6 separate regions of the Mus musculus genome follow, and all the other regions are linked to region 4. Evidence: chromatin loops called from intact Hi-C (ENCODE). Cell type or tissue: left cerebral cortex. All regions are shown on one strand. Region 1 has its middle 36 kb from the start of Gm33624. Region 2 has its middle 5.0 kb from the start of Gm33677. Region 3 holds the start of Cand1 (cullin associated and neddylation disassociated 1). Region 4 overlaps Dyrk2 (dual-specificity tyrosine-(Y)-phosphorylation regulated kinase 2). Region 5 overlaps Gm33439 (a long non-coding RNA gene). Region 6 overlaps Gm33677 (predicted gene, 33677).

Region 1 (5,000 bases), 110 kb before region 4:
TAACATAACCTATTTATTAATGTACTACATATGATTTATAAATTATATCAACATGCGGCTTAGGACAGCCACCCTTATGTTCTGGAATTGTCACTTGGTTAAGTGTAATGTTCTTTAATACACTCCCCAATTATAGCTGTGAAGACTGCACTTAGGATTTCCCCGTCCATATTCATGAGCAGTCTTTGTGTTCTCTGTCTGGGTGTTATCTGGGTCAGATGTTTGTCTAAGCATTCTCTCGACTTGGCAGGAAAAGTCTTTCTCTTCATAGCCCCTCTCCCTCTTGCTGTGTTCTGGGGGACGTTAAATAGTGTTGCAGTTATTGATTTCTCAAAAGCTTTAAGGATTTCCTTATGAAATATCTGAGACCAGGGTACTTCTAGGGGTTTTATCATTTGGGTAACTTTTTCTATTGACTCCGAATCAACTTGGGTTTTCTATCTCTTCAGTCTTCAGTTTTGGTTCTTAGGTACCTCTTTTTTTGGTTTTTTGAGACAGGGTTTCTCTGTGTAGCCCTGGCTGTCCTGGAACTCACTCTGTAGACCAGGCTGGCCTCAAACTCAGAAATCCACCTGCCTCTGCCTCCCACATGCTGGGATTAAAGGCATGCGCCACCACTGCCCGGCATCTTAGGTACTTGTTGTTGTTGTTGTTAAATATAAGGAAGAATTTGGTGGAGAATTCTTATTTTCTGTTTTCCAGCTTGTCATTAATGACCAAAACTATATGAGTGGGATTCTTCTGATTGCCCAGTCTCTCCCACCGTTTCTCTGAGAGGGAGGAAAGGAGCTATGACCAGAAGGCAGCTGGGTTGCCTTCACTCCTGCCTGTTAGTGTCTCCTCAGGTTCATCTGTTTTCCTGGCCCCAGGGCAGCTATCCCTTGGGGCCAGTCTTGGGCAACCAAACTGCTGGAAACTGGATTGGAAATCTTCATCCAGTTTCAGCCAAGTCTTTGGAAGGCCCTTAAGGACCAATTCTGAACTTCCTCTTGTTAATTTTTATTAACACGTAAATGGACACTGTGATTGTAAATGTTTGTGAGGTACAGAGCGCCATTTTGAAACACGTCCACTGTGTGAGCAGATCAGGGGAACTGAGCATCTATCAACTCACACCTACTTCTTTCTGTTGGAAAGATTACAAAAAAAAAAATCTTAGGCTGTTTGAAGCATCTCATTTGAAATGAGCTTTGTGGCTCCTTTGCAAAAACACTGCACCTGTGCATTGAACTAAAGCAAACAGGGAAGGCTAAACACCAAGGAAAGAATCCTGTGTATCAGGCGAAGCAGATGAAGCCTCCGCCTCCAGATTTAGTAAATTTCGCCGGTGTCGTGCATGTTTCCCTTTGAGGGCTGAAAAGTTAGTTTTTATGTGGCCTATCAAACTTTAATGTACAAACTAAATCTTTCAGAAGTCTTGTTAAAGGGTAGGTTTAGAGGCTGGGGATTGTGGCACACACCTTAACCTCAGCGCTTGAGTGGCAGAAGCAGGTGGATTTCTGAGTTCAAGGCCAGCCTGGGTCTATACAGTGAGTTCCAGGACAGCCAGGGCTAAGCAGAGAAACCCTGTCTTGAGAAACCAAACCAAACCAAACCAAACCAAACCACACCACCACCACCAACTTAAGAGTCATGTTTGGATTCTGTAATTCTGTATTTCTTCCAAGTTCCAGGTTAGGCTGAGCTGCTGACTAGAGTCAGAGGTAACTGGCAATCGGTTAGCACACCCCACTGTGAGTTCTTGTCATGTTTTGAGCAACATCCAGAATGAAAGAGGTGCACAAAGAACACCAGACATTTTGGACTCACAGGGCTGGTCTCTAGGGTTCGTGTTCACGTTAACATTCCACAACCTCTAATCAACTCTCGGTGTGCAATATATTACACCGCTTCACACCCAGCTTCCAATTCAGGAGCCGTGCAGAATCTTCTCCCACCCATGGGTGCTGATTTCATGAATGACAAGTAAGTTGGGCTCTTATTACACGGCACACATATCACCAGCTTTGCTGGACATGGAGAAGCAACTCAACTAATTAATTCCCAATCCCAAAGCTGAGCAAGTGGCTCAGAGGGCAGGCACACCTCCATAACCAGGTTCCCTGGAGACGGCTAGGGGGTACGTGACTTCCACTTAAAACTAGGATCTTCCCGCCTGCATCAGCACTGGGATTGGAGACAGGTGGATGAAAATAGAGACTACTGATCACTTCGTAGGAAGCATTTTCCCTACGGGATAAAAAAGTGGTATATTAGAAACGAGACTGGCTACATAGAGGAACAGAAATACAGCCATCTGGCTGCTCTTTAAATGTAGGCTTATAAAAGGAAAGGTATATTGGGTTTATTTGAATAATATGATTGAGATGTAGAGAAATCCAGGGAAGAGCTAATAGTAAAAAATGTCTGGACACCAGAAGACCTTAGATTTAGCACAGAGATCAGGGTGTAAATGAAGCAGAAAAGAGAAGCTGGCTAAAAACAGCCCCTGATACCACAGCCCTCGGGAGGGAAAGGAAGATGAGCCGCAATTGCTACAGTAGGTCCAGGCAGCTCCAAGGAGAGGAAAGGAAGTTTGAGCATGGACGAGCTTAGGGCAGACTCCTGGCCCTCATGGAAGGGGAGAGACACAGGCTAGAGGAGGGTTCCAGGCTTCTGTGCTTGGACCTGACATGGACAGGATATGGGAGACCACATGCACAGAGGCACCGGTGATGGGTAGCAGCCTCTGCCAGGACGCTTGGGGGCCCGATGCCCACAGGGTGACAGCAATTGGGGATGTGGATCTGCCCATAGATCTTCAAGTGCATTCGAGAACTTGGCAAGTGTGGGGCTGGGACTGTCCCACTTTGGGATTTTTTTTTTTTTTTTTGCCTCTTGAAGATTCTAAATCCGGTCACAGAGGAAGTCCGCAAAGGCAAGCGTCACACAGGGCGTTGTTTCCAGAAGAACCATGAGAAGAGGTGAATTTCCTTAATAAGAAAGACCTGAGATACAATGGGGAGAAAAACCTAGCGACAGATGCAAATGAGCAATTTACAGAGGAGGGCCTAGAAAAGCCTTTTAAGCAAACAAAAATACCCGACTGCTCTCAAGGCTCGACAATTATGCAAGTTAGAACAAAAGTCCCTTTTAGCTTAAATTGGCAAGCATTACACCAATGTAAAAATGCATCCTGCTGAAAACAACGGGCTTCCATGTGTTTCTGTCAGAGTAGAAATGGAAAAGCGGCCAGAGAACACCTTTTCACTACCAAGAACATTAAAAGCTCATATATATGTATAAGTATACATGAATAAATTATAAATATATAAATTATAAATATAACTAAATTACATATGTGAGGCATATACATAATATATATGTAAATGCCTTTGACTCAAATGGTAGGAAATGTCCCTGCGAACAAATATATGTATGTACAAAGATGCAGTGTGGGGTGTGTGTGTGTGTGTGTGCCCTTGAGCATTGTTTGTAATCTGAAAGCAATTACAGTATCCAACAACTGGAAACTGGTTCAGTTGATTATGGTACTTTCATATATATGGTTTATTACTGTGCATAACACTTGTGCTGGCAAGTCACACCTACAAGATAAATAGCCAATCAGAACACAGGATAGAACAGTGTCAAGAAGTGTAGGTTTTTGCCAGGTTGTGCTGAGGTGAATTCATTTGCATCCATGCCTTGGATATCTTTTAGGCTCTGCTTCAATAAGGCTATCACCTGATCGCACTCTCTAACTCTATCCATGAATGTCATGGGCATTTTATCTGTAGGTTTCCTAAACACCACGTTAGAGTGCAGGACACTGCTTCCTCTCAGAGCACAACTGTGTATCTTTTGGTACCTCCCTGTTTTAATTAGGGTAGATTAGATAGGAGACGATCCTGGAGACAGAAGCCTCAAGATCAAGGTCTAGGTCAGTAGTGAGTCCTCTCCCCTAGACTTTCAGAAATCTGCCTTCTCTGTGTATCATTACATGGCAAAGAAGAAGTGGTGGAAAGAGAGAGGGCCTCCTTCCTCTTGTCTTAAAAAGATGCTCACTCTGCCAAGGGGCCCTCACTCTTGTGAACTCATCAAAAGCTAACTACCGTGAAGTCCTCACCTCCAGACATTGTCACTCAGAGTGTGTTAGGCACTCAATGTGAAAATGTGGGATAGACACTCACACAGCTGCTAGCAGTGCCCAAGGGGCGTCCTTGATCACCAGGAGTTCAGCACTCATATGCCCACAGCCTGAAAGCAAGAGGTACTTGGAAGCTACCCCCAAAAGATGAGAGGAGCTAACACAGGCATGCTTCTGTTTCAGCCCAAGATAGACAGTTCAAAGACATGTTTTATGAGACTGTGGGTATGAATGAGAATTTTCCTATAAGCGCATATATTTGAATACTTGGTCTCTAGTTGGTGGAACTTTTGGGAAGGAGCAGAAGGCGTGGTCTTGGAGGAGGTGTGTCACTAAGGGCAGGATTTGAGGTTTCAAAACTCCAGTCATTCCTAGTTGACTTTCTGCCTTGAGGTTGTATCGTAAGATATGTGTTCTTACCCACTGGCTCAATGCTGTGCCTGTCTGCTAACTGTCACATATCTCACCGTCATGGTCATGTACTCTGACTATCTTAGTCTGTTGCTGTAAAGAGACACATTTCAAAGGAACTTATAAAATCAAGCATTTAATTGGGATAATGCCTACAATTTCCAAGGGTAAGTTCATTACCCTTATAGCAAGAAGCATGGCAGCAGCAGGAAGGCATGGTACTAGAGCCATAGCTGAGAGCTTACATGTTGAGACAATGCTCACAAGGTGATAGAGAGAGAGGGAGAGGGAGAGGGAGAGGGAGAACTGGAATAATGTGAGCTTTTGAAACCTCAAAGCCCACCCACCCAGTGACACACCTCCTCCACCAAGACCACGCCTTCTAATCCTTCCCAAACTGTTCCACTAACTGGGGACCAAGCATTCAAGTATATGAGCCTATTCACTCTTCACCCTTCTC
Region 2 (5,000 bases), 190 kb before region 4:
AGCCTCACTAGCATGTGGGTTTGAAGAGAGCACAAAAGGGTGACATCAAGATCTGCATGATTGCTATTTGCCATTTGCTTCAGCAAAGAACCCTGGCTACCACTCTGGGTTCCTTAGCCCTACCAAATGACTTGGGGGCGGGGGCCTTCACAAGAGGAGAGTCAGCTATGATTCAGGTAAATAAAAATGAGTAAGAACGAAGGCATCTTGGTTTCAGGACACACTGAGAAGACAAATTAATCTAGAAAAATATAATATAACATAATATAATAGGAACACGAATCAATAGACAATGTTGAAAAATTTTGGCTGAGCACCAGAGAAGAAACATAAAGTCTTTATTTCATAGCCAAGATCAGAATCAACAAAGAAAATGTGAGCAGGAACAGAGACTTTCTATATCATCTAGAGGGTGAATGGCCACCACCTTCAGTGCGACCAATCATGTGACAGACTGTCAACCACGGCTCTCCCATCTTCTGGAGGATGACACAGAGGCAGGAAAAGGTTAATTTTCCAACAGTCCCAGCCAATGGCCAGCAGCACCAGGATCCAAAGCAAATAAATGTGAGCTCAGGGTCCCGACTGCCACAATACTGCAAAAGGAAATGCTCAAGAGCTTCAGAGACGAAAACGAAAACTCGACGAAGAAACGTTGGGTGGAAAAGAAGAGAAACGAGAAGGACAGTCCACGCGTGTAACCAATAAAGTGTTAGTACCCACATTTTCTCAAATGTTACTGCTCAGAACACCAGCGTGCTGAAAGATGCTAATGGGTGTTCTGTGATAAAAAACCAGTTTTGATGGTCAATTAAGTTTAGGGAAATGATGTGTTAAATCTGACCATGGGACTCGCTCTCTCTCTCAGCATGCCTATTAACATCTCCCGGGGCAGTAAAGTTCTTTGAGACACAGTCTGGATGGTGTTGTCTTTGTGTGTGGTGAGATCTGGAGAAAAATATAAGTACCCCACCCCCCATTGAAAAATGGAGTGAGAGACAATACACTAAAAAGAACACACACACACACACACACACACACACACACACACACACAGAGTTTGAAAACATGTTCAACCTTGTCAGTAATCAGAAGAAATGAAACAATATTTTGACTTTCAAGTGGACACAAACAATCAAACAAAAAAAGGGAAGTTGTTTTTTACAAGAACAGCAAGGGAACGTGCTCTTGGACAAAGCTAGGGAGTCTGTAAACAAACAGAGTTTTTCTGGTCATGGGCAAGGAAGGTCTTGAAAGCACGGGCATGACTTCATCAAGCAAGGTCTGAGCATAGACATTGATCACGAGGATTGCCCTGGGGAGGGGCTCCCTGGGGGAGCACCTGCATGGCAAGCCCGAGGACCTGACTTTAGATCCCCAGAACTCCGCGGCAGCCAGATGTGGCAGTGTGCACCTGCAATCCCAACACTTGTAGGGTGAATTAGGAAGTGAAGCAGGCCCAGGCGCCCAGGGACCAGTTAACCTTGGGTATGCCATGACAGACAAGAGACCACGTCTCAAACAAAGTGGAAGGTGAGGGCTGATACCCAAAGTTGTCCTCAGAACTCCACTGTATACCATAGTAGATGAGTGCTTGAACTTGCACACACAAATATTGTACATACACCACCCCCGCCCCTAACAAATGCACACAAGGTGATTATTAATACAAGAGATAACTTGACAAATATACAACAGGGATTCATTTCAAAATTATTCATAGTAGACAATCATAGTAGTTTAGCTAATCCAGGACATGATTATGCATCCTATCTCTCCACTTTTCAAAATCAGGGATGCTGAGAAATCACACTCTATGGGAAAATATCCAACTTTATACTTAGAAAAAATTTAGATTGCTAAACAATTTAAATCATTTTTTTCTAAGATAAAACTTAAAAGTCTGAAAACAGATTTAAATATTAGTGGTTCTTAGTTTTCCCTAGGAGTGAGATTTTGGTTAAAGTTTTATGTCCCTTACATCTTTCTGCATTGTCTTAGTAACAACAACAACAACAACAATAACAACAGCAACAAACAACAACAATGGCGACGACATTAATTTACGCGTCACTCTGAAAGTAGGAAACGGCGATTTCCGTTTTGAAACAGGAAGCTTATGTCTTATGGACGTAAGCGCTTTTCATCCTCTAACAGACTAGGTGAATCCTTTACCGTAAATGGAGCCTCGGGCTAAGAAGAATCAGATTTATGAGACGGAAGAAAAAGAAGCTTAGTAACTGGCTCTGCAGAAACAATAGATCTTTATAAGAAAGTTAGAGAGAGAAGGAATTAGCCTCATGGAGTTTCACAGCTGCATCAGCTGGTGGCTTGTCAGAGGGGAATCCTGGACGGTGTACGGAGCTTCAGCGGACGGCACTTCTGAGCTTCTTGCGTCTAACAGGGAAACAAATGGACATCCAACTGTGCTTTGGCAAATAGACCTGAGAGCCACCTTCCAGCGATTTCTAAAGAGAATCACAACTCCTTGTTCCTGAATTTGTGCAACAGGATCTGGGCCAACTCCTTCCCTCTTTTTGACTAACCCAAAATGAACTCCTTATGCAAAATCTGGAACCGCGCCAGCTTACCCAGTGCTTGGGGTTGTCAGCCAGCTGTTGGCAGCGCACACTAACTTTTTTTTTCTTCTTTTAAATGGTGCAGAAATCTGTTGCTTTACAGGCACAGGGAAAGCTGAATTGGAGGTCCTAATTTGAAAACACCCTGAGCCTCCTAAAATCAGACTAACCTCGAGACTCTGTCAATTTGCTTAGATCATTCATTGTGTTACATTAACGGTATTGAAACGAGGGGTCAGCTGTATTGTCTTAGGGGGTCATAGGAGAACTTCTGTCCTTGTTTATGGTCTGCTATCTTAGTGATTTTTTTCGTTGCTGTGATGAAAAATACCGTTGACCAAAGGGTCGTGAGGAAGGAAGGGCTTGTCTAACCCCACAGTACGAGGGGGACAGTCAATCATGGCCGCGAAGCTGCCAGGATTGTGTCTGCAGTTAGGGAGCAAAGGGCAAGATGGCTGCTGCTCAGCTGGCTTTCCCTTTTTTATTCAGTCTGATACTCCAGCTAAGAGAATGGTGCCACACACTTTTAGGGTGGGCCTTCCCTTCTCACTTCACCTGGTCTAGAGAATCCCTCACAAGCATGCCTAGAGGCTAGTCTCCACCGCGGTTCTAGAGCCTGTCCAGTTGATGATCATCAAAACCAGTCATAACAGGATGGAAAGGGAATTGTCCAGCAACCCCCCCTGGATAGGGGAGGACTTGATCGCCAATAAAGGGTTTAACCGTTCATTCTTAAATCTCTTCACAGGCAACTGCACCTCAGGATTTCTTGGGGTTCCCCGAGGAAGGAGCAGAGGTCAATTCCCTATAAGGATAAGGTTTGGGTCTCCTGTTAAGGTTAGAATTTGAAAAGCCTGCACAGGCTCTTGTTTTGAAAGCGTGCTCCCAGACAGCAACGCTATTTGGAGAGAGAGTGCAGCTATTAGGAGGTGGGGCTTGGGTGGTAGAGGCAGGTCCCATCAGGGGTGGGAGTGGCCTTTGAAGGTTCCGCCCAGCCAGTGATTCAGGTTCTGCCGTCTTCCTCCTGGATGCCCGTGAACAGAACTTTCTCCATGTTCCCCTTGCCTCAGAGAGAGCCACCCTACCATGCCTTCTGGGCTATGATGGATTGAAATGCCCGGAAACCGAGCCAAAAGAAATTGTTCCTTCCGTAAAGCGGCATCTGTCTGTCAGTCATTCATCTCGTCACGGTACTGAGTGAAAAAGTAACTAATGTCACCCTTATGTCCTCAAAGGGAGTTAAGTCCCAAGCAAGGCCGTTGGCGGTTCCTCAAGAGATCATTCCTAAGTCTCAAGTTTTTATTTGATTGGACAAGGAGAATTTACCACGCATAAATATGCGTTAAATAAGCGTATTAGCCAACTTCAGAAACACAGGTTTTGGGTTTTTTTTTTTTTTTTTGTTTGTTTGTTTGTTTGTTTTTTTTGTTTTTATTGTTGTTGTTTTGAGACAGGATTCCTCTGTGTAGCCCTGGCTGTCCTGGAATTTACTTTGTAGACCAGGCTGACATCAAATTCAGAAATCTGCCTGCCTCTGCCTCCCAAGTGCTGAGATTAAAGGTGTGTATCACCACTACCCGACTTAGAAACACAGTCTTAAACCACTCCTATTCATAGATTTCTGTTTTTTTTTTTTATTTTATTTTAGCACACAGAATAGGGGAAATGCACCTAGCTTTTTGAAGATTTTCAAGTTCCAGTTGAAAAATGTCGCTCTCCTAGTTCTTCAAAATAGAACGTGTCGGAAGGACAGCTATAGTTCAGGCAATAGGATATTCAAGGATGTGTCTCTTGTTTGTTCTCTCTTAAGCATGTGGGGTCGTGAGATAGTACAGCCAAATGGTCAAGGTCAGAAGCACCCCAAATGCTCCCTTGTCCATGCCGTGCCCAGAGATTCCACTGAGTCGTTGTAAAGATCAAACGAGGGAATGGTTGATAGGTACACAGCGCTGCTCTGCCACGGGCTCCCCCGTGGCACCCCTGGATCCCAACTCACTTAGCAAGCATCTTTGCAGAATCCTTGAGTATTTACTAAGGTATGTGTGTTTCTTTTTGTTGTGTCCTTTCATCTCTGTTTTTTTATTGGAGTGCTCATATGTGCACATGTGTGCCCCTCCCCCGTTCATATGTGTGTCGAGGGCAGCAATCCACCAATCCACACACAAAAGTTGTCTTCTATTGTGCTCTCTCTCTCTTTCTCTCTCTCTCTCTCTCAAGACAAGGTCTCTCACTAAGCCTGGAATCCAATCCTTTTGGTTGTCATTTGGATATACTATTTGCCAGGCTAGGCATTGACGTCTTCCTTTCCCACAGGACTCCACTCCCCTCCTACTGCTAGATTTCTTCATTCTTGCTACCCTCAGAGGGTCAAAGACCAGCCTTCCCTTTCCAGAGGTGGAAAGCAGGCTCTGGAAACATCTA
Region 3 (5,000 bases), 370 kb before region 4:
TTGCCCAAAACAACATGAGGACGGGGGTGGGGGTGGGAGTGGGCGATGTTTTCAGGGAAACAGACACTTTAGAAACAGCACACGCCGATGGAAAGATTTTATTTAGCATAACCCGCGTTGCCTGCCTGCAAATCCCAGCATTCTCTCCGACCACGGGAACCAATAAAGAAACTCCAGGTTCAAAGAGCCAATCACGTCCTTCGTGTGTCCCCAATTGAATTGTGGGAGTCGTAGTTCTCACGTGGCAACCATACAGCATGGTTGTTAGGGGACAGTTTCGGCCACGCGTACCGTTCGGAAAGAGAGCTCATTTTTCCATTGCACCCCTTGGCCTCCAGGCCAGCTCTTAGCATCATCACCCACAAGCCCCACGCGCTTTCAAACGCATAGACCTTCCTTCTTAATGTCGCAGGGAGGAGCAAGGAGCGTTTGCAGAACTCCGGCCTTGGACGCTCACTGCCCGTCCTTTAACCGTCGCTTTAAGGTCTCGCGAGAAGAGCCCCTCGAGGCGTTGCCATTCCGCCCGAAAGGCGGCCCGTGCGAAGACAGACAGCCGGCCGGGCCAACGGGAGCGTCCCTGTAAACCGCGACTGCGCAGAGTGCGCCGGGCAGCCCCGGTGACCTCCGACCCCGCCTCCCCGCAGCGCCCTGCGTCGGCCGCCCCCGCCCTCCTAGCGAAGGAGGCGGGCTTTGGCCTCTTGCCCTAGGGAGCGAGTGCGGAGGGAGTGGGAGCGAGGCGGCCCGAACGCAAGTGTCTGGCTTCCCGGCGAGGCCCAAGCCGTCCGTCCCGCCGCCCATGAGCTCGGCGCCCCGCGAGCAGCGCCGTCGTTAGGCCGTCCCCGTCACTCACTCTCGGCCTCCCCTACCTCCCCCCCGGGGCAGCCATTCCCCTCCCCATCCCCGTCTGGCCGGGGACTGGACGTCGCGTCGGAGCGCCTTCCCCAGTCCGCGTCGCGGTGCGACCCTGGAAGCGGGCGCCGCCGCCAAGGAGAGGAGGAGCCCCGGCCGCGGGGCCCAGCAGCCACTGAGCCAGCAGGCGGGATCGAGGCCGGCAACATGGCGAGCGCTTCGTACCACATCTCCAACTTGCTGGAGAAAATGACATCCAGCGACAAGGACTTCAGGTGAGGCTGAAATCCGACCCTCGCCCCACCTCGGGGTGGGGGAGAGGTGGAGGGCGGCCGCCGCCCGGGCCTCGCGACAGGCCCTGCCCCACCCCTCGGTCCGGCGGGTCTCCAGCCACCCCCTCCCCCATCTCCCCGCTAGGCCGTTGTCCGCTCTGGCCGCCCGGGGCTGGTCCGCGTCCCGGCGTCCCTGGCGCATCCTTTGTCCACCCCCAGGGACGCGTCCCAGGTAGCGCCCGGGCCCGAAGGCACGGGCTGCGCGGGAGGGAAGGAGTTTTTCCCGGGCGGGCGGGTGGCCGGGCCTAGTCCCCGGCCCTCCCGAGGCGCCAGGCCATCCCGGCGCTGGGGGACAAGCTGCCGCTCTCCAGCCACTCAGCCGCCGCCTGGCTTTTTCCCGCGGATGGGAAATGGGTGCCACGATCAACTTTCTCCGAGGCCTTCGCTGATTGGATTGTATACTTTCTCTTTGGATCCTTCTCTTTGGCGAAGGTGGCCAGAAGGGGGAGGGGAGCCCGGCTTGGTGGGGGGGAAACTTGGCCTGCAGGGTTTTCCCGCCAGCATCCCTGTCACTTTTCTCCGGCCGAGTGAAAGCCACGCAGGATCTTGGGGTTTCGGTCTCACATCCCTATACAGAGTCATGGCCAGAGGGCTGGATTGCCAAGCAAACCAATCTTGAAAAGAGAGGCTGGTGAGCCATGAAGCTTAATCATAGAGTTGTGTTCTGCAAGACCTGGACCATTGGTTCTTAGTCCCGTGCATATCGAAGGTGTTATATTTTCACACAGTCGCCTCGTCTGTTTTTTTCATGCTACACTGATTGTTAACACACACACCACGCCTAATCCTTCACAAATAAGCCCTCTGTCAAAAGAAAAAAGGCTATTTTTTTGATACCTAAGTTTTCCTCTGTAATGCCTTGGGCCATAGTACAGTTTTGTGTGCATTTAGACTAAAGAACAAGTAATCTTTGGTTAAAATTAGTCTAGGAGCTTGGTTTTTGTTCTGTGAACTCTTAACACCTGAAGGTTTGTCCAAATCCTATCTGAAGCAATTTTCCCACTGGTGAAAGGGGAACTCCGGGGAAAATAATGCCTTTGTTCCTAGGTAAAGTCATAAGTGCGCAGTGAACTACATACAGGGTCGTTTCTCTGACTCCAAACCACCAAGAATTTGATATATATGTATGTATACCTACCTACCTATGGAGTTTCTGAGTCTTACATTTCCATTTTTAAAAAAGTTTCCCCTGAGGATGATGTGGGGAGAGAGTGGCGTGTTTGTCGGGAGCACTTTGAAGCTTGGGTTGGATCTCCAGGTGAAGGTGGAGGGGGTTGCACTTAGACTGCTGAGGACGAGGGAGAGCCTGGTTCCTTCTGGATCCTTGCTCACTCACTCACAGTTGACGTTGTCAATGAATGAATGAAACAGCCAGGATTGTAAGCTCTCGGTTGTATAAGGTGTGGGTGTCACTCCCTGGGGGTGTCTTCCCCGTCTTCCTGTAGCAGTGCTGAGTTTCCCCTCTGATTCCATTTAACTTTTGCTTGGAGGCAGTTTTGTTAATTACAGACTCTTGGATTGTTTTTGAAAGACTACAATTATTTCATGTGGTGACACTGTATATACAACTATTGACTGAAGTAATTTCCCATTTAAAAAAAAAAGTGTACACCTGGGTTTTTCTTTTGTTTTGAAAATACTATGAAAGAAATAAGGATGCCTTGATGCCAAATTACGGGGATTTCTACCTTAGAGTGAGCCAAGGCACTGCCAAAACTATGCCACCTTTCTAGAATTTGGTGAATGTTATCTTTAGTAACAGTAACTTCCCTGAACTTAACATTATTACATTTTTTATAAAGGGCTGGAGTGATGGCTCAGAGGTTAAGAGCACTGACTGCTCTTCCAAAGGACCCCATTCAATACCCAGCACCCAGATGGCAGCTCACACCTGCCTGTAGCTCCAGTCCCAGGGAAATCCAACACCTCACACAGACATGCATGCAGGCAAGGTAAATTACATTTCAGCCATCTAACTCTTTGGGATGGGAGCACTCTGTACATTAAATATTAAACATTTTTGAAGAGTAAATAAAGTAGCGCATTTGAGCTTTTTAATATTTTCATTATATAGGCACATCATTTTTAAAAGCCATTAGAAGTTTAGTTCTGATTTGTGGTTAAATGCTTTGAAATTGACAGAAGATTTGTAGACAGACTTAAGTATAAGTAGCATTATGTGATATCTAATATGTATAAAGTACTGGGGACAGGCACCCATGGCCCCAGAATGGCTGTTAGTGTGGCCCAGCACAAAGTTGTGAGGCTAGGATATTTTTTGACGTGTGTGGTTTTCTTGGATGAACTCTGTAAGTGGCAATGTCATGCCACAATGTCAAAAGCTTGGACATGCTTGTAAGGAAAGACAATGTTTCCAGAAGGAAGAAAGACTATTCTCATGGTGAAATACAGAGGAGTTGGCCTGGTACAAACCTTTATGACTCTGCTGTAAATTGGGAGGTCCTGGGGAATCTATTTAACTTGAGATTATATTTTTACTTATAAGAGGTTTGCATTATGTGTAGTTATAAAATCTTGAGTATAGGTCTTTTTTGGTAACGGTGTTGTTCACTAAGACAGAAAAGGTAAACAAACTTAAGCATAAACTTTAGGATTTTAAAAGATATTTTTGTGGAATTTAAATCATTTAATTGAAAAAAATCTATTAGTTGGGCATGCCTTTAATCCCAGCACTTGGGAGGCAGAGGCAGGCAGATTTCTGAGTTCGAGGCCAGCCTGGTCTGCAGAGTGAGTTCCAGGACAGCCAGGGCTACAAAGAGAAACCCTGTTGTAGTGGCTATTCCTGGTTGTCAACTTGACTATATTTGGAATGAACTACAATTCAGAATTGGAAGGCTCACCAGTGACCCTTATCTGGAGGCTTGGAGATCCTGATCTGGATCTTGGTTTGAAGATCTTGAGCCATAGTGGCTATGGATTCCAGAAGATTGAATCTCCGAGTTTAAGGAACACACCTTTAATCTGGGCTACACCTTTCATCTGGGATTAAAGGTGTGGTGGAACACACCTTTAATCTGAGCTACACCTTCTGCTGGAGACAATATAAGGACATTGGAAGAAGGGAGTCTAGCTCTAGCTCTTGCTCCTTCGCCTGCTTGCTGCGTGAGACTGAGTAACTGCTAGATCCTTGGACTTCCATTCACAGCTGCGACTGAACCATTGTTGGGAATTGGGCTGCCGACTGTAAGTCATCAATAAATTCCTTTACTATCTAGAAACTATCCATAAGTTCTGTGACTCTAGAGAACCCTGACTAATACACCTGTCTTGAAAAAACAAAAAACCAAAGCAAAACAAAAGAAAAAACAAGAAAAGAAAGGAAGAAAGAAGAAAAAATCTATTTAATTTTAGTGTTCTGAAAGCTATTGCTGATGTTGTGACTAAATGAAGCAAAGGGACCCAGTGAACGAGGTGACATTTGTGTGTCCCGTGTCTAAGGTGGATAGCACCTGTACTTGCTTTGATTTGGGGAAAGGATGTTTTAAAATAATGAGTGCTAATTCAGGTGAACCTCTAGAAGATAAGTCATCCCTCATTGTCAGCGTGCTTTGGAGCAGCTCTCATTACTTCTCAGACACCACTCCTCCATAGAAGCTAGAGTCGATGTGTCCATAGAAACTAGTTATGTAGGTCTGTAGACCATTGGGAGTTTGTTCAAGAACCCAGGATACAAATGGGCCGATAGAGTTGGCCATCATCTGATTCTGTAGATAAAACAGTGGAAGCTCGGGTATGGATAAGCTCGGTACTTGGCTTATAAGCGCACTGATTATACTGGTTGTGACAACGCATTTTCAT
Region 4 (5,000 bases):
TCTCTTTCCCAAAGGCTCTCTGGGAGCGTGAGCAACCTAGGATGGTTTCTATGTGAGGTTGCTTGCAGGGCATAGGATTTTGTTACCAAGTGAAAGTTGGTTGAGAGCACCCACCCATGGTTTGTGGCCTGCAGGGAGCATCTCTGGGGGAGGGGGGTGGGGAATCATGTGTGACTGAAACTTGCTTATCACAGGAGATGAGAAGAAGGTGGACTTTAGTTGTTTGTAATGGAGACATATAAGAGAGGTAGATAATCTCATAGACATGTTTTGTTATTCTCTCTGTTTTTCTTGTGGGTCTATCCTAGGGGCTGGACATACACAGAATTAACTCATCTGGGTTGTACTGTTGCTGGGAAAGAGAGCCTGCAGTTAGTAGGGATGTGATTGCCACAAGGGCATCCTACAAAGGAACAGCCATTGGTTTTAGAGGTTTGGATTTTTTGTGGTTTTGGCTGGTTTTGAATCATCTGACAGTTTGGAAAATACAGCGTCCATCCCCCTCCCCCCAGCTCCCCCTCCCCCATGTGTTGGTGTGCTCATGTTACATGGTGTGAACTGGAAAAGAAATAATTCAGTTTGCCTCTGGTTTCCCAGTTTTTGTAAGGATGGCCTTAGCCTGATCAGAACTTCTTTGCGGTTGAAATATGTCATGGAACCGGGTGAAGGAGAAGTTGTCACTAGCAGAATAGCCTGTGTGGCATCAGAGAGGAAAGGCCATGAAGGCGATTTCGGGATAGACGCCTGTGCTTTGTGACCTGTGTGTGACATGGCTGTTTGTAGTTGAAGGGTGAACTTCGGCTACTCTGCATCCTTGGATGCTCCGTTTTGAAAGTGAAGCTTTGTATTTCAAATGTTACTTTCGACTTGGTTTGTGTAACATTGCAGGTTTCCCAGATCAGGCATTAAGGAGCACAGAGTTGATCTGGCTCCTCTGTGTGTTTACCTGAGGAGGCAGACTCCACAGGTTAACTGAGCTGTCAGGAGTCCAGAGGCAACTCTGATGTGTATTGCCGAGTCACACACCCTCCCGAGTCTTCGTTTAATGTACTATTTGGGACTACTAGTTCTGGGAACCAGTATTAGCTTAATTATAAATACTAGAACCTTTACAGATCCAGAGTCCCAATATTCCACATTTTCAAAAGTGTTTATGTGTTTGTTTCTGGAGCAGTTACCCCTGGGAGGAACTGTGGAGGAATGGCAGAGGGAGAAAGAAAGGGCAGGAAGAAAAATGAGCAGAGCAGGGGGGCCCTTTCTCCCTTAAACACATGACAGGATTATGAACTTTGGAATTTCCCATGGTAGTTTGCTTTCTTTTTTTTGTATGACGTTTATTGTATACTAGAGCAATTTAGTTTGGGTCAGCTTGTCCTAAAAGTAAAACCAATAAATATCTCAATTCTCATTGGCTTTAAAAAATAATAATAATATATGGGCGATGATAAAATTTTTGAAAACTTTTAATTTCTATAGATTCCAAGATATTGGTATATATCCTTATAACTTTTAATGCTTAAATTATTCATCAGTGATTTTATTTTTTAACCTCCACGGTTTTCTTCCCATAACAGCACACATCATTTCTAAGATGATTTGGGGAGGCTTTAAAACTCCCAGAAGTCTTAGCACGAGGAGCATCTGTTGCTTGCCATTTTGGTATCGCGAGAGGGTGATGAAGTGGCAGACTTCTTAGCCTTTGTTGTCGGATAGAATTTTCAATACTAAAACATTGCATGTTCCCAGGAGGGCTTTATGGGTCTCTCCACGTTAATGCATGCATTTCTGGGGAGTTGGACCATCACCTTTAGTTAGTGTCAGCTTGTATTCTTGAATGTGACCCATTGTAGTATTTTAGCAAATAGGGCCAACCCATGGTCGCTGACTTCAAGAGGCTGAGGTGAGAGTGAAGAGTTTTCAGTGTTCTTATGTTTATGATCTGGTCCTGGCTTGTCTGGCCTTTCTGGGTGCCCCTCCCCCTAGTCCTCCATGTGTCAGTTTTGTGCATTTGATTTTGGTTGGGATTTCAGGCTTCTTCTTCTTCCTGGAAACTTCAAGTAAATATCTTTAACTCCTGGAATGTGTAAGGCTCTGGGGTGTTGTTAAGATGTCTACCTCAGGTACTTTTTAACCAGCTGTCCTTTGCCTCGGAGGCACAGCGAGATCTTGTGACTTGGGCCTCTTGGGATATTTCCCAACTCCCTCAGTGTTGACTTCATGTTTTCTTTTGAAGATGCAAACACCATCGCTGAAGAATGACTCTGAGAGACATTTCTTGATGTGCGCGCTTCTAGCCGGGAGGTATTCATTAAATTCCCACTGTGGACCTGAGTTTATGTTGTCGAGGGCTTAAAAATTAGAGGTGACCCTCTCCTGTAATTTCTCAGCAGCTGGATATATAGGTGTGATTTTTTTTTTGTCAAACCAGAGTGAAATGAAGCTGTGAATGGTACTGTAGGTGTGGGGTGGGGGGAGGGGGAATTGAATAATCAGAGGACATGAGAGCCCTGGGTTTTGAAGAATGAATAGGAGTTTATCATATGAACATTGGTAAGAAGGCGATTCCAAGTCTGAAAAGGGCTGTGGTCATAGCTGGCACTGCTCAGGACTATACCCAACACTTTCCACGTGTAACCCCTCTAATCTCCCTAATATCCCTAATGAGGTAGCTTGGGACCTTTTTATACACAAGGACACTGCAGTTCTGAGAGATTAAGTAAACAGCCCAGGGTCACACAGTAACTGTGGGCACTGCACTCACTTGACGGGTGAAAATCTCTGGGCTCTTAGAAAACTGTTTCCATCAACAAGAGAGGGTGTGAAAATGCACAGGATCCCTGGGTCTTGGGAGTTCAGCCTTGTTCCTCTGAGATGGATAGATCAGACTTGGAAGAGCTCAGGCCAGATGCGTTCTTACTGCAGGCATTGGCTCTGGTGGTGGGATGTAGCCGTGGGCCACAAGAAAAGCAAGGGCAGTGTCAGACAGACAGCGTGTGCATGCCAACTCTAGAAAAGACTATGGAGAAGGATTTGAAGAGTTTAGGCTATGAAGCAGGGTGCGTCTGGGCCTGCATAGCCACCTCAGTTGTCCCAGTGAAAACAAGCAGTGTACGGCCAGATGTAACTCTTAGAAAGGGTGTGAGGGGTTGGACACAGGAGGCTTCCCGGGAGTGGGAAGGGTGCAGAGGCAGAGGAGGGTCGCAGGTGTACACTGTCAGGGACTCCCAGGGATTCAGCCAGAGTGATTATTTGGAAAGAGAAGGGATTTTGTTTGTTTGTTTGTTTTGTTTTGTTTTGTTTTTTGTTTTCGTCGTCGTCGTCGGTGCTTATTTGTTTGTTTTAAAGTTGGGATTACGATAACAAGAAAACATTTGGCTCTATAAAGAAAAGTTAGGAGTTTGTTTGAGTTGCTCGTGGGAGCAGAAACTCATTAGTAGCTGAGCGGAAAGGGCTGGAGTCCAGGAGGCAGGGATGGATAGGCATGTCTGCAAGAGGAGACCTGGTAGGCTCCAGCCAACGAGAGGCGCTCCGGACATGCCAGCTGTGCTCAGCACTGCCTAGGAAATTATTGGAGTGAAACGGCAAGAGAACGGAAGCTTGCACCCACCTGTCAGCAAAGGGACATAGCAGATCCTGCAAAAGGATGCTGAGAGCAGACAGCTGGAGAGAGACATGGTGGACCAATTGATGGGCAACCTCTTTCACTTCTGGCCACTAAAATATTAGAATGTTTTGGTTTTTGGATTATACAAAAAGTCATTATAATAACATAAGCCGGAGTAAAATCTTGATGCTCAAAAACTTTTATGGTGGTAGCATTTTAGGAACCTTTACAAATCCCAAGGTTGATTTTTATCCTTCATGTGGCTCTCGAGTCGTAGAGTATCGATCTGGATGGCGGCGGTGGGGGTAGACCTGAAGGAGTCCCCCTCTGGCCCTGAAGAGACAGATTTCAAATCCTGAGTCCTTTTCATTCCTGGTGTTTTAAAGACTGCAGAGGAAAGAGGGCTCAGAGATGAATGGAGCTTTGGAAGAAATGCAGTGCGTAGACTGGGGCACAGTGGAGCAGGGCAGCACCCAGCACTTCAGAGGCAGGCAGTGCCAGCACTGGTTTCCCCCACCCTAAGGCTAGCACTTGTTAGCAAGTTCTTGGCTAACTCTGGGGTCTTAAGAACCCGGGGAAAGGAAGGGAAGGACAAACAAGCCTGTGTTGCCTTTTTATCTGTGCAAAGCTTTTCTGGTGCATTTTGTGGTCTGCCTTGCTTTTGAAGTCGAAAAAGATAGCACCTCCCTTAGTAGAACATACAGTCGCCTTGGATGCATGGAGCATCATCTGCGGGTTCCATAAGAGAAATCTGCTGAAAGTCTCTCTGAGGAATAAAATTCTTGATTCTGTAAAGTCATAGTCGCGAGTGCTGGCTTCCTTCTGTTTTAGAAGGAAGTAAGCAAGTAAGCAGAGTCTCACTCCATAGATGGTCATTATGCTTGCTGTTTGTCAGTTCAAAAACAAAACAAAACAAAACAAAACAATGAAGATCGTGTGATTCCATTCTATAATCCAGCTGCTCCCAAACCGTTTCTTGAATTCCCGTGCCACCCTACAGAGTGCGTCTGTTCTTTCAGGAGTATGAATAACCCAAAACAGAGGACTTAGCGCTGAGGAACTAGGACTCATCCTATTTACTGTAAATCTCCAGTGGGCACAGTTCCCAGCACTTTGTAGCCTGTCCCTTACTAACACTGAAAGAGTGGGGTAGATTATGGTGACAAGTTGATTCTTTGAGGTATCAAGTGAGAATCCACCAGCAGGCTGCTCGAAGGAAATCCCAAGCCGATTCAGGATGGGAAACGGAGGGCTCTTCCTTTGCCCTGTCAAGTTTTGTTTAGATGAGACTATTCTGGGATGACATGTGTGCCAGAAATAGAAACTGCTACTTTGTATTCGTCTTAGTTACTGTTTCCTTTGCTTTGAGCAAATACCTGGCAAGAATCATCTAAAG
Region 5 (5,000 bases), 83 kb after region 4:
TGCGCTAGGTTCCTACTGGCAGGTTGTTACCACGACCTTTGTGGTGCTCATCAGGTAAACCCACGTTTTGCCGTCATCGTACCATTCCCTCTTGAACCTGGATGAGCCACTACATGAAGGAAAACACAACACAAACTTAGTTCAGAAACAACGGTGACTCAGTCGCTGGGCACAACCACTAAAATCCTAATCTTGTAAGCCTTATTAATTCTAAACCCTCTGGTGGCAAATCCTGAAGGATCCGCCTTTGAAACTGGGAGTCACTCATAGCTACATCTTGTCCTCATGCTATCCCCATCCAAAAGTTCTTGAAGAAGGCATATGTGTGTCAGGAAGGTATTGAAGACCAAGCCTGTGTGGTAACAGAGACCTAGCCTAGCCAGACTGTGGAACACAGGCTTTCTGGAGAGAAGCCATGCACATAAGGAGGGTCTAGGGTAGCGGGGCTCTCCTTGGCATGGTTGAGAGCAACAGGCAGGTGGATGGAGTAAGTGGGTCAGGAGGGGCTGGTGGGAGATGAAAGTAAAGACTACTGCAGGTTCTGGGCTATGGAGTTTGTGAGTTTCATAAAGACTTGGAATTTAGAGGCCAAGTGTGGTGACACATGCATTTAATGTTAGCACTAGGGAGGTGGAGGCAGGCAGAGTTTGGGGCTAGCCTGGTCTACACGGTGAGTTTCAGGACCGCAGAGCGTTCATCAGAAAGTGGTAATAGCTGGAAATAGTCTTTAGAGAGAGAATCAAATATAAAGGAAACCATTGGGATGGGTCCTAATTCAATTCAATCTCACTGCTATCCCTATTACGGAGAAAATTTGGGCAGGACTGACATTCCCCAGGGAAGCTCTTGTAATGAGACCGAGAAGGTCATGTGAGGATAGAAGATGGTTGGAGGGATAAGCCTGCAAATATGACTACAAACAAAACAACCACAGAGATTACAGGCCAAGCAGCCGAAGCCAGGACAGAAGCCTGGGAGAGATGGGTCCTGATGGCCTCAGAAAGGCACAGCTCTGCGGTCACCTTGCTTCCTGACCCCTAAGTGCCTAGGATTAGAGGAGAAACTCACCATTTTTTCAGGCCAGCTACTTCCTGGTATTAGATTGTCCCAAAGCCCCAAGGGAACCTCTTTCTCCCTAGCCCTCTGTCATCTGGTTTCCTGCTCATACTCAGTCCTGCTGTCTCTCTGTTGGAATAAATCACCCAATATCAACAAATTATCTGTGTTACCTGTCTAGTGGTCTTGATACGGTTGGTTCATTTTCTCAGCAACTAAAAATGAACACACACACACCACAACACCACTACACACACACATACACAAAACTAGAGGACCCAGAAGCCGAAATTCATTCCCCTACCCCCACCCCACCCCACCCCACCCGGGTGAGCTAGGGGTTTCAAGTGGACTAGGATGCAGCCTCCTCCCATCATTTCTGATTGGTCAGGTTAGACAAAGAAAAGTGGGCAGATTGGCTCACAGCCACGGTCCTGGCAGGTCAGTTGGAAAGCCCTCAGGTGGCGAGATGGACATCTGCTAGGTCCTTGTCCCGGCTGAAGGCAAAGGGAAAGAGTCCCATCTTGTTTATTTATGCTGTCTCCCACCTCTGCGTCTGTCTGCCTGTCAGGGTGCTGACTGATGCTATACTCTCCATCAAATAGCACCTGCCTTCTTCTTACTGTCTTTGGATCAAGAGAGCTTCGGAGCAAAGCCCTGTCTGGCCTCCTAAGTTAGCGCCTCACGTCCACCCATGTCGGCAACACTGAAAGACTCATGCTGCACACTCTGCTACCCGTAGCTATATTGCTCATTCTCTCCTCACTTCTTGTCTGTCCTTCCTCTGCCCTTGCTATATTGCCAAACCAAAAAGTACAGTTCAGGAACAGAAAGATTGACTTAAGCTCACTGATGTAAGCTATCCTGGGACGTAGTAAACACTCAATTAATGTTGATTGAATGGATAAGTACGTAATCAAGATAATCTTTAAGATGTGATTGAGATGGATAAGGTCCTCCTCAGAGTTCTGTGTGTTATGGGACACTTATGTATTTATCTCACTCCTTCACCCGTGGCTGCTGCGCTGCTGCCCTCTGATTTATACCAACACAGATCTGGAGACGGCCCGCCCCTTCCTTTGTTCTTCCTCTAACAGCCACTCACTGATGCTGTAACATATTTTTCTGGAGCAGTGCAGAGGCTGCGTGCCACAGAAAGACAGAAGAGCCAAGAGTGGGTGGATGACAGACGCCCGTGGCTGGGCTGAAATTCTCTGGTCTCCACTCTCCTGGAATTTCTTCTGTGGACACCTATTTGCTGCAAGCTCTGCTCTCTTCTCTCCCTTCCTATTCCTTTTCCTCTTTTCCTGTCTCTGCTTCCCTCAGGCTGCGCATATTGCTCCTTGTGCCCGGCGCACAAGTTTATCATTCCCATCGTTAGCTCACTTTGTTCCATGCCTGCTTCCCAAACCCAGCCCAAACAGCCTGCAAATTAGCTTCCTACACAGTTTCGTCTCTTAGTATAACTCTGGTACCAGCTGGTAAAATTATTTATAATTTTATCACACTTCAGAGAATTATCTCCTTTAATTGCCACAATAACCAGCTAGTGGAATAAATTCCATTGTTGCCACCATCACGCGTAAGAAAAATGAAAGCGGCTGGATGCCGGAAGCAACCTTCCCAAGGACAGACACCAAGGGCAACATTAAAATTTGACAAAAACCCGAACCTGTAACACGGAAAAAAAAGTATGTTAAATACACATGTAAAATGTAATATGTTTGTAATACTTACATATTTTAATAAACTGCCAAAATTATACACAATGGGTCTCAAGATATAAGCGGTTTCTCTCAATTATTGCTATCTTTTTGTTCCTATAGACAACTAAGTAAGACTGTTGCAGATGTACAGCTCAGTTGTATTCTGATGTCAACACTAGGGGAGCTAGGTGGCCTTAAAGGATAGACTCTGGAATTAGGCATATTTGGGCTCCAATATACATCCAGATCTGGTCCAGCTTTAGCAGGTAGAGGTGGACAAGCCTTGTGTGATGGTTGGTGTGAGCTGTCAAATTGGCGGAACATGGGGTTGTGGAGGAGATGGGCCTCTAGCTATGCTTGTGGGAGACGTTCTCGATTACCTTAGTTGATGCAGGAAGAAGCATCATAATTGTGGGCAGGGCCTTCCCTTAAGCAGGGGACTCTACACTGTCTCCGATGGGGAGAGTGAGCTGAGCACACGTGTCCTCTCTGTTTCCAGGTTGTAAATGTGTGTGACCAGGTACTTCAGGCTCCTATGGCCTCAACTTCCTGTCCACGACCATCCGTGCCTGACCACAAGCCACAATAAGACTTTTGTCCCATAAGCTGCTTTTGCCATAATATTTTACAACAGCTCAAGACAAAAAAGACACTTCTTAACCCTAAGCCTTAGTTTATGCATCTGCAGAATGGGGAATTGCCGAGTGGATTAAATAACGAGGAATGTGCAAGGATTTGTGAAATATTCACTGATCGTTGAGAAGTGACACTCTGCATGTTACCTGGACAACACTAGTGAAAATCTCTGACATCAGTTCTAAGCATTTTCCTCAGTGTTGTGGACAACTTGGATTTTAGAGAATCAAAGGAAAATCAAATTTGGAAGTTTTTATTTTGTAGATTTGAGTAAAAGATTTAACTCTTGATGTTCTCCCAGAGGCATCAAGAGTTCCTCACATGAGTAGCAACGCTCCCGTGTTGCTTAGCAACAGCATCCCTTCCCATGGTCCTCAACCACAGGTGAGGCACTGTTGACAACACCTGGGAATTGAAGTCTTATTCTAGAGGGAGGATGGTTTCATATGTAGGGACTGAAGTCACCTGGATAAAGAATGAGCTATTGTGGCAGCATAAAATTTTCACAGGAAAATTCTTTTTTTTCTCCATTTTTTTAGGTATTTATTTCATTTACATTTCCAGTGCTATCCCAAAAGTCCCCCACCCACCCACTCCCCCACCCACTCCCCCACCCACCCACTCCCACTCCTTGGCCCTGGCATTCCCCTGTACTGAGGCAGATAAAGTTTGCACAACCAATGGGGCTCTCTTTCCACTGATGGCCGACTAGGCCATCTTCTGATACATATGCAGCTAGAGACATGAGCTCTGGGGGGGGGGGGGGGTACTGGGTAGTTCATAGTGTTGTCCCACCTATAGGGTTGCAGATCCCTTTAGCTCCTTGGTTACTTTCTCTAGCTCCTCCATTGGGGGCCCTGTGATCCCTCCAATAACTGACTGTGAGCATCCACTTCTGTGTTTGCTAGGCCCCGGCATAGTCTCACAAAAGACAGCTATATCTGGGTCCTTTCAGCAAAATCTTGATAGTATGTGCAATGGTGTCAGCAATTGGAGGTTGATTATGGGATGGATCCCCGGATATGGCAGTCTCTAGATGGTCCATCCTTTCGTCTCAGCTCCAAACTGTGTCTCTGTAACTCCTTCCATGGGTGTTTTGATCCATTCCTATCTCCTTGTACTAAGGAAAATTCTTTATAAACATGTGTATCATGGCATTGTAGTATTTTAGATATGGTATCCTATACTATAAACAACCATATTTTAAAGTATTCCTTTAAAATGTAAGAAATTACTAGGAGGGTATGATCTGATGTGAGAGAAATGATATCAGAGAGCTGGGAAAGACTTAATTCCTGATCCCCCCCCCCCTTACCCCCTGATACAGTTGAGTTTAGATCCAATCATCAAAAGGCAACAAATTTTACTTTAATGCTTAGAATGGTAAATAATTACTAGGTTCCCCAGTGACCTAAAATCCATTATTACTTAAACATAGTAGCTACAAAAATGGCTAGTGAGTGTCCTCTTGCCTTTGTGATCTCACCTTGGGAGAGACCCCGGTGAGACACAGAGGGGATGGAACTGGGAGAAGTTGGAGCTGCAATCTGAGCCCCATGGAGATGAACAGACTATGGATTTAGAATACTCAGAAAATATGTG
Region 6 (5,000 bases), 160 kb before region 4:
CTGAGGCAGGGGCGGTACTCCCAGTGTATTAACAGGTAGAGTTATTAGCTCCTGCCCTTCCAAACTGAGGCCAGCTGGCCAGCCCATTGGGTACACTGCTTGACCAGCAGCCTTATTCAGACAGCAAAGGTTTAGTTACTCCAGGACACCCTTCCCCGGGTGTCATGCCCCACCCTCTTCTTTTTCTTTCTTGGCCTCTAGCTGTCTGATGCTTCTTTGGCGAGGTAGAGATAATAGACAAATGGTGTTTTCCTGAGTGGTGGCCCTACTTCTGCTTTTGTTAGCCCACTTAACCCTGGAATAACCCTGTTAGGGTGAATCACTCCCATCCCATAGCCATTCATACTGAAGTTTACCCAGGTGCACAGAGATGCAACCTCACAACCCAGGGTTAAACCCTGCCTGGATAGCCCCTAGGGTGTCAGTAACAAGCCTGCCTGGGCTGTGAGATACTGTAGGTGCAGGGTGTCAGGAAGAAGGGGGACAGGATGGGGGCTGGACTGTCAGAGGAGCTGAAGCTAGGATGCCTCAGCTTCCCCTGTATTCTTTCGGTTCCTATATTATTAAGCATTTCCATTGGCTTATGTCATATTTATTCACAGCTGTCAAATGTTAGATGATGTCAGAGGAGGGAGGATGTATTCAAAGCCCAGTTACTAAAATGTCTATTTTGACTTAAAGAAGTCTTCTGCCTTACACTTGTCTCACATCTCTTTAATCTATAGTCACTTCTAACAAAGAACATACAGGATCCAGCAGCACTTTAGGGGATTCTCGCCAAATTCACTTAAGCGTGGACCCTTTTGTTGAATTATCACCCAGACATATCCTTGTCTATTTACCGTCTATGAAACCATTGGCATCTATTCTGGTCCATTACGGAGCCATCTATGTAGTTTGAGATTAAACCTTGATTGCTTTCCCGAAAGAGATCTCTAAGTGTCTTCCTTTTACTGTACAATTATTCTCCAGTTGACTTTCCATAAGCCAGGCTAATCTTCCAAGTGCAGTTGGGTAATGACTGTTTGAGAGGAGCTGAGGGGAAAGCTTGTTCCTTGTTATAAATCGACCAATTCATGACAGAAAAGAAGAGACTGTTATATGAAGATTCTGGCATTTCCTTTACCAGCCATGGGAGAAAGACAGTTTCCTCACAATAGAGAGGTAAGCAATCGATTAGGCCAAGTCAGGGAGGGTGCGGGGAGAGGGAAACACTATGACGTGTCTGAGACTTTTGTGGTAGTGGAAGTCAGATAGTAAATTTAAATGTCCATTGAGAAGGACAAACAGTAAGCAATGCCAGGGACTGTATCTAGAATAGTTTTAGAACCCTTATCTCCATGACAGGGCCCTGGGACACATGTCCCTCCAACACCAGTGCCCCACTGTTGGTCGTTCCTCCTGAAACAGATTCCTCCAGCTGGCACTCCAGACCATGCTTATCTGTGGACAAGAAGACATCTTCCAGATGGGAGAAACCCAGGAGAGGGCTGCAGCCCCTGGGAGCTGTCCATCACCGCTGTGAGGCAGAACCCAGACACGAGCGCACAAAGAGCACAGCCCCCAGAGTGTCCACTGTACAGCTGCGAAGTGAGAGGAAGGGCTCTGAATTCCAAATATATCTCAAGTCCTCTGCCTCCTCCACACTCCTGTGACCATCTCCTGGGGCCTGGCCACCCTCTGCTGCCTGCACTAACTGGTCCTGCTTCTCTTGTTTTCTTCCTTTGCTTTTGCCTCAAGCATTTTCTAAAGTACAGCCCACACCTCAGCTCACACTGCCATGCAAAACCCTTCTGTGGCTTGCCAGCATCCTAAAGAAAGGACATAGATACAGTCTTGTTGACTGCTGCTCCCTCTGACTCTCTGGCATCTCTCTGACTCTCTCCACCAGCCATGTGGGTGGGCTTAGCCTCACCATACTGAAGACGGTTCCTCCTCCTCCTTCCTCTTCCTTGAGCTTTGGCTTGATATTCACTTCTTCCTGTCAGTGCCTCCTACTCTCTCCCTACCTTTAATGAGATTTATCTTTCCTTTTCCTCCCCACTCCTCCTCCGACCCTTTTTCTTCTGCCTCCCCCCTGTTCTCTCTCAGTCACTAATTCTATGGTTATTGATTTGTTTATTGCTCATCATTCTCACCAGGAGCTAGCAGTCTGGTACCCTACCCACACTACCAAGAAAAGCCTCAGGCACATTACAACCTGTGGGTTGTGACCCCTTTGGGGATTGCGTATCAGGTATCCTACATATCTGATATCTACATTACGACTCACAACAGCAGTAAAATTATAGGTAAGAGGTAGCAACAAAAATAATTTTATGGTTGGGAATCACCACGACATGAGGAACTGTATCAAGGGGTCACAGCATCAGCATGGTTGAGAACTGCCATGTTACAGTTTCTCAATTGATATTTAATAAACAAATTAGTGAATGACCGGTAAAGCATGGATTTGCCCCCGTGTGAAGTTCTTTCCTGGAAATGCTACCATTAGCACAATCCCCTGTGTCACCCAGGAGGGTCTGATGGATCATTTGTTCCCATGCAGTGTTTTGTAGACAGACTCTCCAGGAGAATCAGAGACTGTGGTAAGCTGCAGTTTGGTGACACTACCAGGAGAAGTTGGGCACCAAGGAAGCACAGGCACCAAGCCATTTCTGCCACGCACCACCCTGGGTCTGTTTGGCACCTGCCCTGCTGGGCTAGTCCTGGAAAATTCTTTTGCTAGTTGCTTCTCTTCTAATTCGTTTCTTTCTCCCACACCCTCAGGAAGCGACAGGGAAGGAGAAACTAGACCATCTGGGGCTGTGGGAAGGTCTGGCAGAGAGAAGGGACTCCACGGTGACAGTTCTTGGGAGGCCTGACTTCATCTCCCTGTATCTGAGGACTGGCTGAAACAGGGCAGGCAGTGGTCATTTATGGAAGTGCGCATGGGTGCGCTTTTGGACATTTGCATAGAGATCTGCGTTCCGAAGGAGACGTGGGGCTTTTGTTAAGGGTTTTTCTCTGTTCTCTTCCTCCCTCACCCACACTGTGTGACCCTCTGCCAACACCATGGAGATGGGACATTTTTCTGAATAGTTTTCTCTAAGGCTTATTTATTCCAAATCTACCTGCCTTTAAGGTTCTGTTCCTGGTCCAGAGCATCAATGTCCCCTTCTGTTACGTAAGTACTGTACAATGGTGGTGGTGGGGTGCTCTAGAAACAATATTCTCCGACGTTCTCTAAACCAAAGAATGAACTCTACACACAGGCATTCCAGAGGGGGAGGTGGGACGGGCACACATGGGAGAGCATGTGGAAGTCTGTGGTGCTGGCAACTGCCCTGTTTAAGAATAGTGTCTGTCTCTCATTGCTCTTGCAGAGGAACCAGGTTAGATTCTCGGCACCTAAATGGTGACTCATACGCCTCTATTACTCCAGTTTCAGGGGACCTGATACTCTCTTCTGCCTTCCTTGGGCACCAGCCATACATATAGTATGCATATATATACCTATAAGCAAAACAAAGTAGATATGCATAATATATACATATGTTGTATATACACACACACATATATACATATATATATATCACAGACACTTGGAAATGGCTTGCTGTCTATTTTATCTTAGTTCTGTTATGTTATTTGGCTGGTTGTGGAGTATTGGGAATTTATTAACCTGCTAACACCTAATTACAGCTTCTACAAAATGGGATTTCTTTATGGAATGAAGTAAATGTTAATATGAATAAGAGGATCTTATTTATTGTTGCGTGAGTAGCAAGCGAGTGACTGGGTGTGAGGAGCTTAGCCCAGGGCTTATTGCACAGCAAGCTTCAGAAAGGACAGCGGTGTAGTCTCTGGACCTCATAACGAAACGCTGACAGTTCTCACCGCTGGGGTTGATTTGTGACCCTCTCTCACTGGTCTCCCTGCCTACAGCAGTGTGTCTGTTAGGCCATGTCCAAACCCACCACTTTCCTAAAGTCTCCTGTGACCCTCTTTCTTGGTTACAGAATAAATGTGTTGACGATGTGTCAAGGTTCTCTCCGGGCTGCTCTCAGCTGTGTGGTGTGATTCTTGTTGTTACGGGCGTCAGAAAGTGATTTGGACAGGGTAAGCCAAATGCAAATGTGTTGTCGCTGTATCAAGACAAGAGCCACTGGGCGATGCTCTGGCCTGTCTTCCTGACAGCCACTCTAGTTACAGAATCACATGAAAACCCAGGCTTTGCCACTTTCTTGGAAAGAGAAGGACTCCAGTGGAGAAGCACAAGATGGTGGGGAATCAACTGCAATGTGTGTTACTGCTCAGGCTGACCTGAGCCCGGTGCTCAACTCTAAACGAGTGACTTCATCCAGTGATACAGGTCAGGGCATGGCCAACAAACAGGCTGTATTTGATTTTAGAAGCAAGACATGAAAACCAGGTAGAATTTCCTAAAGGAATATTGTTCTTATCACCAGGAGAATAGAGGGTGAACTTTGAATAGGCAGAAGCAAGAGAGGTCCACGTGCTTTGAACACGTGCTGCAGCCTGCCATTTCCGGCTTCTGTGCGTGACGTTTCTCTGCTTGAGGTGACTCCCTCACACCTCCTCCTATCAAAGGTTCAAAGTGCATTGTGAATTACACTTCCTTTATGGGACGTGCTGCTTGTCAGTCATAATTTATTACTCTCCTTATAGCTCTTATAATCATCCGACTTGTTTTTTATCAGGCAGTGTATGTGCCTTTCCTAACTCCCCAGGTTATTATCTCCTTAGGCGGGGGAAGACATGCCTCACACGGGATTGCACATCTCTACCACTCCAGGCTCGAAAGTGCCAAGGTGCAGTCAGGAGTCACCACCGTCCCCACGATTTCTAGTGGTGTGTCCCACGCTGCAGATTTCTAAAACATCTTTGATTGATTTATTAGAGAAATCTTACTGTCTCCAGAACTCATTTTCAGTGCTCTCAAAATTCCCCACACTTGCTTTCTTTTGTTTTAAGGCCAAGAGTAGCATTCTTCTGCA

Evidence for each region. A loop is a pair of places that touch in the nucleus more often than their neighbours do. Peaks named below come from ENCODE experiments on the same cell type or tissue, not always from the same donor. Only the 100,000 strongest peaks of a DNase experiment are listed, where the experiment ranks them.
Region 1: a loop joins it to region 4, with 2.1 times the contacts of the local background. A loop is called at or near these places in 3 of 42 quality-filtered maps.
Region 2: a loop joins it to region 4, with 2.7 times the contacts of the local background. A loop is called at or near these places in 13 of 42 quality-filtered maps.
Region 3: a loop joins it to region 4, with 4 times the contacts of the local background. A loop is called at or near these places in 9 of 42 quality-filtered maps.
Region 5: it touches region 4 in a loop (2.2-fold over the local background); 5 of 42 quality-filtered maps call a loop at or near these places.
Region 6: a loop joins it to region 4, with 2.3 times the contacts of the local background. A loop is called at or near these places in 3 of 42 quality-filtered maps.

What each region holds. Positions count from the first base shown.
Region 1 is chr10:118,968,710-118,973,709 of GRCm38, reverse strand. No RefSeq gene overlaps it. Among named protein-coding and RNA genes, the nearest start is that of Gm33624, 36 kb to the left of the region's middle. In left cerebral cortex, no CTCF peak of the experiment used is centred here; a DNase peak (open chromatin) is centred at 3,063.
Region 2 is chr10:119,052,954-119,057,953 of GRCm38, reverse strand. No RefSeq gene overlaps it. Among named protein-coding and RNA genes, the nearest start is that of Gm33677, 5.0 kb to the right of the region's middle. In left cerebral cortex, no CTCF peak of the experiment used is centred here; a DNase peak (open chromatin) is centred at 2,523.
Region 3 is chr10:119,235,765-119,240,764 of GRCm38, reverse strand. Cand1 (cullin associated and neddylation disassociated 1) reads left to right here and starts at 710. Exons shown (of 15, transcript NM_027994.1): 1 at 710-1,124. The coding sequence starts at 1,057. In left cerebral cortex, no CTCF peak of the experiment used is centred here; DNase peaks (open chromatin) are centred at 231, 559, 1,577 and 2,522; H3K4me3 peaks cover 2,663 bases; H3K27ac peaks cover 1,889 bases.
Region 4 is chr10:118,862,332-118,867,331 of GRCm38, reverse strand. All of the region lies in intron 2 of Dyrk2 (dual-specificity tyrosine-(Y)-phosphorylation regulated kinase 2), which reads left to right. Among named protein-coding and RNA genes, the nearest start is that of Dyrk2, 4.1 kb to the left of the region's middle. In left cerebral cortex, no CTCF peak of the experiment used is centred here; DNase peaks (open chromatin) are centred at 1,728, 2,169, 3,514, 4,278 and 1 more place; H3K4me3 peaks cover 906 bases.
Region 5 is chr10:118,779,305-118,784,304 of GRCm38, reverse strand. All of the region lies in intron 1 of Gm33439 (a long non-coding RNA gene), which reads right to left. Among named protein-coding and RNA genes, the nearest start is that of Gm33481, 11 kb to the left of the region's middle. In left cerebral cortex, a CTCF peak has its summit at 2,928; DNase peaks (open chromatin) are centred at 1,758, 2,273 and 3,012.
Region 6 is chr10:119,024,215-119,029,214 of GRCm38, reverse strand. It overlaps Gm33677 (predicted gene, 33677), which reads left to right. Exons shown (of 4, transcript NR_152787.1): 4 at 1-925. Among named protein-coding and RNA genes, the nearest start is that of Gm33624, 19 kb to the right of the region's middle. In left cerebral cortex, CTCF peaks have their summits at 2,682 and 2,881; DNase peaks (open chromatin) are centred at 1,784, 2,746 and 3,312; H3K27ac peaks cover 1,986 bases.